Linked DNA regions of Homo sapiens: region 1 is linked to region 2. A link is a contact called in ENCODE Hi-C or POLR2A ChIA-PET data. All regions are on one chromosome and are shown on one strand. The core of a region is the stretch at or near the end of the contact, and the rest is flanking DNA. Distances in the headings are between cores, read along the strand shown.

Region 1 (3,599 bases), core at 367-2,866, 420 kb before region 2:
AGGAAGGAAGAAAGGAAGGAAGGAAGGAAGGGAGGGAGGGAAAGAGGGAGGGAGGTAAAGAAAGAAAGAAAGAATTACTCAAACTCAGTTTGAACACTCAGTACCACCCTGCATTATCCTCCCCCTTCCCAGGGGCAACCACTATTCTGAATTGGATGTTTGTTATTTCCATGCACTTCCATACGCTTTTATTACATAGCATATATCCTCAAACAATATAAAATATTATTTTACCTAGTTTGTAAAAATAATACCACACTGTCATTACTCTTCTGAAACTTGCTCTTTTTGCTCATCATTGAAAGATTCCTATTATTTTTAAAAAAAGAATAACAAAATAAAGAAGAAAGATTCCTATTAATATGATTAGCTCTAATTTATTCATTTCACTGTTGTATAATATTCCATGATGTGAATATAACACAGTCTGTCTATTCTGTTGATAAATATTCATGGTTGTTTCTGGTTTTTGCTATTTGCAAAATAATGCTGCTATGAACATTGTGAGACATATCTTCAGGTGCTCACTGTGCAAGATATTTTCTGGTGCATATATTTAGGAATAGAATTGCTGGGTCACAGGAGGTTGACATCTCCAATTATCCTAGATATTGTCCCCCTCACTTTTTTTTTTTTTTTTGAGATGGAGTCTTGCTGTGTCTCCCAAGCTGGAGTTCAGAGGTGTGATCTCGGCTCACTGCAACCTCCGCCTCCTGGATTCAAGTGATTCTCCTGCCTCAGCCTCCTGAGTAGCAGAGACTACAGGCGTGCACCACCATGCCTGGCTAATTTTTTTATTTTTAGTAGAGACGGGGTTTCACCATGTTAGCCAGCTTGGTCTCGAACTCCCAACTTCAGGCAACTGCCCGCCTTGGCCTCCCAAAATGCTGGGATTACAGGCGTGAGCCACTGCGCCTGCCGCCCCCGCCACACACACTTTTTAGGACCTAGACATCAATAATCTGAGGCTGAAAAGCAGCTTCAATTGCAGCAAGCAGGACTGAAATTAGACCCTGCAAGGAACTTTTTTAGTTGTTAAAGGATTGTTAGAAATCGGCCCAAGTTGTGGAAGACACTGGAGGAATGTCTGTCACTCTGCTTTTCTGACATGCCTCAAGTACAGCTCAGTCTGGACTCAGTTCTAATTGTAGCCTAAAGATTTCAAAATTAATTAAATCGGCATATATGAGTTGAGCTCCTATTCCACGCAAAGTGCTAAGCTGGGAGCAGAAGCTTGTGTCCTCTTCCTGCAAAGCACATCGTCACCACCCCTCCTTGCAACTGAGATGAAAGACCAATGAGAGACATGTGCAAAGTTACACAGCAGGATGGGATTTAAATAACTGCTGAAGACCACAGTAAAGGGGAAGTCACAAAATACTGCGTGACTAATTGTTAAGTGAAATTGCCTTGGAGGCACAGAGGAAAAAAATCAGAGCAGTGGTCAAGGAACGTTGCACAGAAAAAAGGTAGTATCTGAGCAATAATAGTAGAATGTAGGTGATAATCATGGCATCTACTACTCATTGATGAACATTGTGTGCCTTGCACTTTACTCAGAGTATCTTGTTTAATCCTCACAATGACCCTGTGAAGAAAGTATGATTAGTCTCTTCTGACACAGCAGGAAACTGATCACCAGAAGACCAAGTAGCTTACGCAAGCTCACACAACCACCGAGTGGCGGGGCAGGATTCGAACTTAGTCCTGAAGCCTCCCACGTCAGAGGTCCCCGGGAGGGAACACAAGCAAAGGGTGGGAGGTAGGGGAGGGAGCCCCAGGCACAGCTCCTGGTGTGGCTAGAATGGAGGGCTTCTTTGGAAAAAGTAGGTGATCCGGCTAGAAAAGGAGGTCCAGGCTGGCTCATGGAAGATGCTGGTTTCCAGGCATAGGAACTTTAAGTGATTAATTCAAGGAGATTCCACAGCGAGGCAGGTGTATGTTGGAATAGAGGAAAGGGCAGTGCAGGCAGAGAGGTGCCTGGCAGGTTCAGCAACAGCAGTGCAGGGGGCCGAAAATACAAACTTGAACAAGGAAGATGACTTGGGGACCCAACAGAGGGGACAGGTGTAGGAGAGACTTACAAGGAAGAATGTGTGGGGACTTGGCTTCCAACAGCCGTAAGAGCAACTGAGGGAGGAATTGACAATAGATTCCACAATTGTGGGTGGCCCAGGAAGCTAGGCAAGCAAAAGCAACGCTGTAGGCAGCTGAGGTTAATACAAATGGCTAACGTTTGTTACCAGCTACTATCTATAAGCACTTTACATGTATAAACTCATTTCACCCTCACAGCATTCCTATGAAGTAGGAGTGAGGATCTATTATGATTTCCGTTTTTCAGTTAGAGAAACTGGGGTACAGAGAAGTTAAGCAATTTGTCTGAGGTTACACCACTGGTAAATGGCAGAGCTGGGATTTGAACCTGGGTTCCAGAGGCCTCACTCTTCATCACTTCACTAAACTGTGTCTGTTGAGGTAACATCTTCAGAAAGAAGCAGGGTTTTCCACTCCCACTCCACATTCCCCACCCTCAAAGACCAAGCAGGATGGCAGGATTTTTTTGCTGAGTGGCATTGCTGGGGGGGAGTGTCAGGTCTCTGCTGCTACCCTAAGCCAGCTGCTTGTCACCACCGGGCAGTGAGCATGGGGCGTGCGGTGCTGGGGCCTGCACTGCTGGGGCACTCACCAGCAGGAGGGCACCTGGAGCACGGTCCTTCCTCATCACAGTGGAGCAGAAGTAGCACTAGCTGGTGCAGGCCACAGAGCGTGCCTGGCAAGGGAAGACCCAGCCCAGGTAGCACAACTCCATCGGGTTCAGGAGGAAGCAGCCCAACCCCACCTGCACATGAAGTTCAGGAAGATTTTCTTCCTCATGGCTCTGGACACAAAGCAGTCAGGACTGGAGGGACAGGGGAGGAGTGGCAGTGAAGCAACCATGGCATATCACACCCAGAGAGTAGACCCCACCAGGAAGGCCAGCTCCATGCAGGCCCGCAGCACCACGTGGGCAGTGCAGACAGCCAGGACCCTGTATGACTGCAGGCTGGGGTACCAGGTGGCAGCCCCAAGGCATTTGGGGAAAAACCTCCTCTCCTACTAAGAGCTGCCCCTCTAGAAAGAAAGAAGCCCCAAGGGGCCCCAGCCTGGGTCCAGGGAGAGCCCCTCCAGCTGCCAGCTCTTGCACGGTTTCCAGCAGGTACCCCCTCTCCACATCCACTGTCTCCCATTCACCATCTAGTGCAGCACACAGACAACAAAGAAGATGGAGGGTACGGCCACCAGCACAATCTGGAAAGCCCCAGCGGAAGTGGGAGAAGTGGTCATTGGTGCAGCCAGGCCGCAGGGTATTGCAGATGAACTTGCAGTGCTCATCCCACAGACAGCACTTCCCAGCAGGGCGACAAGCAGGATGTGTAAGACCAGGACAGTGAGCCATACCTTGCCAACCACGGTGGAATCGTTCTGCACTCGGGTCAGGAGCCAGCCCAGGAATGACCAGTCGCTCATCTTGTGATTTCTGTGGACACAGAAATCACAAGAAATTGAAGTGAGGGGACAGGAAGGGAAGGGGACGAAAACATAATGCCCCCACAGCC
Region 2 (3,802 bases), core at 1,067-3,566:
ACAGGGGAACAACATGAAATCATGCCTATGGAAGTGCCTGAAGCAAACACACACACGCACATGCACACCCCACAGTGCCTGCCGGGGCAGGCGTTTTACTGTCCAGGGTCACCGAGCTGGAGAGGAGCACTTTTGGAAGTTGCTTCTGACCTCTAGGCCTTCCTTTTAGTGTTTTAAGCTGTGCTCACAGAGGCCCTGGCCCCTGGTCCTTGAAGCACTCAGTCCCCTTCAGGTGAAGGTGCCTGAGTATGTGGTTGGGTGAGCAGGCCCCACCCCAGGAACCGGCCTCCTCCCTAGGTCTTGGGTGCTGTCACCTCTGATGAGGTGCCCAGGTGTGTGTGGAGTTGCGGTGTCCTCTGAGATGCCACATTTCTTGTAGGCTGTAAGACACCTTTGCAGTCCTTCCTGGGAATCGCTGAGCAGCACGGGGGCCCCCAAAATGGGGTGAGTGTGTGCAGGGGTACCCGTAAGTGGAGGGATGTGGATGTGGCTCAGGAGGAGGCTTGGGAAGCGTCCTGCTTAGCATGGCCTATGTGGACCTCCTTTCCACAATGCCCAAGGCCATGTCAGCGCCACACTGGCAGAGGGGACAGCTTGGGGGCCTTGTGACAACAAATGAGTTGGCCTGGCATTAGGAACTGAGGGGAGCTCCTGGGCCCCTCCCCATGTGGTACAGACCCTGATCACTCAGACTCTGAGCCAAGCCAACCCCACTGCCATCACTGCAGAAGAATACTTCAACCCCAACTTTGAGCTGGGCAACCGTGATATGGGCCGCCCCATGGAACTGACCACCAAGACACAGAAGTGAGGCCCCTGCCGGTGCTGGGAAGGTGGGGGGCCGGGGCTCCAGGAGATGCTGGGAGGCCATGGCTTCCTGCAGTGTCCCTTACCCCTTGGGATCTGGTGGGGGCAGGTTCAAGGCCAAGCTGTGGCTGTGTGAGGAGCATCCCCTGTCCCTGTGTGAGCAGGTGGCCCCCATCATTGACCTCATGGCCGTCAGCAATGCGCTTTTTGCCAAGCTCCGGGACTTCATCACCCTGCGTCTGCCTCCTGGCTTCCCAGTTAAGATTGGTGAGACCGCACGGCCATTTCTCCTGAGCCCGTGGCGGGCCGACCGGGGTTTAGATGAGGTCGGGGTGGGGCTGAGGCTGAGGTGTGAGGGGCTGAGTGGTGGCGCCTAAAGGTTTCCTCATCCTCAGAAATCCCGATCTTCCACATCCTCAACGCCCGCATCACCTTCGGGAACCTCAACGGCTGCGACGAACCGGTGCCATCGGTGCGAGGCAGCCCCAGCAGCGAGACGCCTTCCCCAGGCAGCGACTCCTCCAGCGTCAGCAGCTCCAGCTCCACGAGTGAGGCCCCCCGCGAGAACGCCTGCCCCTCGGCTCTCCCCGGGGTGGGTGGGAGGGGCGCGCCCGGCCGTGCCTGACCCAGCCCCCGCGCCCCCAGCCTCCTGCCGCGGCTGCGAGATCTCCCCAGCGTTGTTCGAGGCCCCGCGCGGCTACAGCATGATGGGCGGCCAGCGGGAGGCGGCGACCCGGGACGACGACGACGACCTGCTGCAATTCGCCATCCAGCAGAGCCTGCTTGAGGCGGGCAGTGAGTATGACCAGGTGCGTCTCCGCGGGCGCGCGGGGCCACGGGACTCCGCGCCGCCACGGCTAACGCCCACGCCTCCCCGCAGGTCACCATCTGGGAGGCGCTAACCAACAGCAAGCCAGGCACCCACCCCATGTCCTACGAGGGTCGCCGACAGGACAGGTCAGTGCCCGCTGGGCCGGAGAGAATCCTCCGGAGAGGATCCTGTCTCCCCTAAGCCAGGACACAGCCGGAGAACCCGCGGGGCCCTCGGCAGGGACCCTCCTGGTATCGGGATGGCTTCTGCCACCACTCCTGCCTCCGAGGCGGCAGGCAGGGGTCAGGGATCCAGGCTTCACCGCGGAGTTCAGACTCTCCCCAGGCATTGACGGGGAGAACTTGGTAGGGTCTGGGCTCCGCCACGACCAGGTGGGGGCCAGGACGCCGCGGGACTGACCGCCTCCACTAGAGGGTGGTGGCCGCGGGCCGCCCTGGAGCCTCCACGCCGTGTCCCGGCCCCGGCCGGTGGGTGGGTGCGCCCGGGAGCCCGCGACATTCCTTCCCCACCCCCAGGAGCGCCCCGCCCACGCCGCAGCGCCAGCCTGCGCCCCCGGCGTCAGTGCCCAGCCCTCGGCCCAGCTCAGGGCCAGGTTCCGGCGGCCACGTGTTCCGGAGCTACGACGAGCAGCTGCGGCTGGCGATGGAACTGTCGGCGCAGGAGCAGGAGGAGAGGCGGCGGCGCGCGCGCCAGGAGGAGGAGGAGCTGGAGCGCATCCTGAGGCTCTCACTGACCGAGCAGTAGCGCCCCCTGCCGGGACCCTCGCCAGCGCCACGCGCGCCACGCCCAGGGCCAGGAGCCAGACAAACCCCGGCCTGCGCGCCTGCAGAGCGGCGGCTGGAGACTGGAGCCACCGCCTCGCGGGTGCAGCAGCACAGCAGGCACGGTTCGGGGAGGGATTCGGCATGGCCGCGGGGTACCTTCCCAGGCCAGGGCCCTGGAGGCAACTGGCACGGCCTGGTCCCCCTGCTTTGCTGTATTCTGATTCCCCAACCCGCTCCCCTGGGCTCAGATCTGTCCTGTCCTAGGGCGGAGCCAGGCGGTCCTGAGGGGGAGATGAATCCTTAGAGGAGCGCTGTCCCTATCCCTTGCTCCTTCTGGCCGGTCCGCATTTCTGTTCACTAACCCCACTCCAGGACACTGCCCCTGAAGCCTTTGCATCTCTGCTCTTCACTCCTGGGGGGCAGCTGAGCTCCCCGCGTGCTGTGTCACTGCTTTGTTCCAGACACAAACCAGCACGTCTAGGGCCCAGCCCCTCCCCCACCCCGGCATTTCAGCGTCAAGTGCACTTAGCGGGGTACCCGGCTCCCCCAGCCCCCACACCCGTCCTGGGTCTCAGGGTGGTTCCAGCTTCTCCTTGGGCAGCCAGAAGTTGGAGTCCCATCCCCCAAGGCACATTTTTTTTTTTTTTTTTTTGTGATCAGGGAGTGTGTCCAACGTAGCCCCCTGGCCTGTGCAAGCCCTGACTCCCTCATGGTGCCTCGGAGAGTGGGGAGCATATTGGGCTGGGGTAAGCACTAGACCCAAGTAGACTGGACACAAAGGGCTCGCCCAGGGCCCTGGCGCCACCCCCACCCCTTCCCACCAGCTGCTGCTAGCCTCTGTGGTTGTACATCCCACTTGCCCCCACACGGAGACTGACTCTAAAACCCTTCATCCAATGGTGCTAACCCCCGGCTCTCCCCTGCCCCACCTCACCCACCCAGAGAAGCACAGACCCCGCCAGGGGCAGGGGCCCACCGCACACCCTTGTCCCGGGCCTGTCTGGGACTGGCCTTCCCGGCTCAGCCAGTGAGGCTCAGAAGGGACACAAAGAGGGATGGAAGAAAAGAACAAAGAGAAACTGTTCCTCCCACCCCCTTCCCTGATGCCAGGGGCACCAGACTGATTCTGAGGCACAAATAAAAGAGGCTTCATACCGGAGGCTTTTGCTACCTAACTTTACTTGGGGGGAACGCCTACGGTGTGGGTTGGGGTCCTTCTGAACCTCAGAGTGGAGAGAGCTCTAGGGTAAGAGGCTGCCTGATGGACCCTGAGCCCAGGAGTGCATCGCCAGGTCTCCCAGGAGCCTGGGGGTAGCATTTGCAGAGGCTGGGGGTCTCGTTCCCCTCACTCCCACCCATGCAGGAGGCACAGACTGAACGCTTAGTAAAATATTTCATT

The links. Hi-C counts contacts between places; a loop is a spot of excess contacts on that map. ChIA-PET counts read pairs that join two places held with the same protein, here RNA polymerase II (POLR2A). Pooled maps may share reads with other maps.
Region 1: a pooled map shows a loop between it and region 2 (2.5-fold over the local background). The contact joins two enhancer-like sites. A Hi-C loop is called at or near these places in 2 of 50 pooled maps. POLR2A ChIA-PET finds 5 or more read pairs at or near these places in 3 of 52 experiments (K562 and WTC11).

What each region holds. Positions count from the first base shown.
Region 1 is chr17:29,194,280-29,197,878 of GRCh38, forward strand. It overlaps the pseudogene LOC100421028. Among named protein-coding and RNA genes, the nearest start is that of MYO18A, 16 kb to the left of the region's middle. Within about 2 kb of position 1,617, at least 6 of the 41 ENCODE cell types and tissues checked have a DNase peak (open chromatin) inside an H3K27ac peak, as active enhancers do.
Region 2 is chr17:29,611,200-29,615,001 of GRCh38, forward strand. ANKRD13B (ankyrin repeat domain 13B) reads left to right here. Exons shown (of 15, transcript NM_152345.5): 9 at 380-444; 10 at 677-807; 11 at 917-1,074; 12 at 1,203-1,355; 13 at 1,453-1,616; 14 at 1,688-1,764; 15 at 2,155-3,562. The coding sequence ends at 2,383. CORO6 (coronin 6) reads right to left here. Exons shown (of 11, transcript NM_032854.4): 11 at 3,563-3,802. Among named protein-coding and RNA genes, the nearest start is that of CORO6, 9.8 kb to the right of the region's middle. RefSeq lists silencers at 2,038-2,267, 2,428-2,537 and an enhancer at 2,212-3,075. Within about 2 kb of position 2,317, at least 8 of the 41 ENCODE cell types and tissues checked have a DNase peak (open chromatin) inside an H3K27ac peak, as active enhancers do.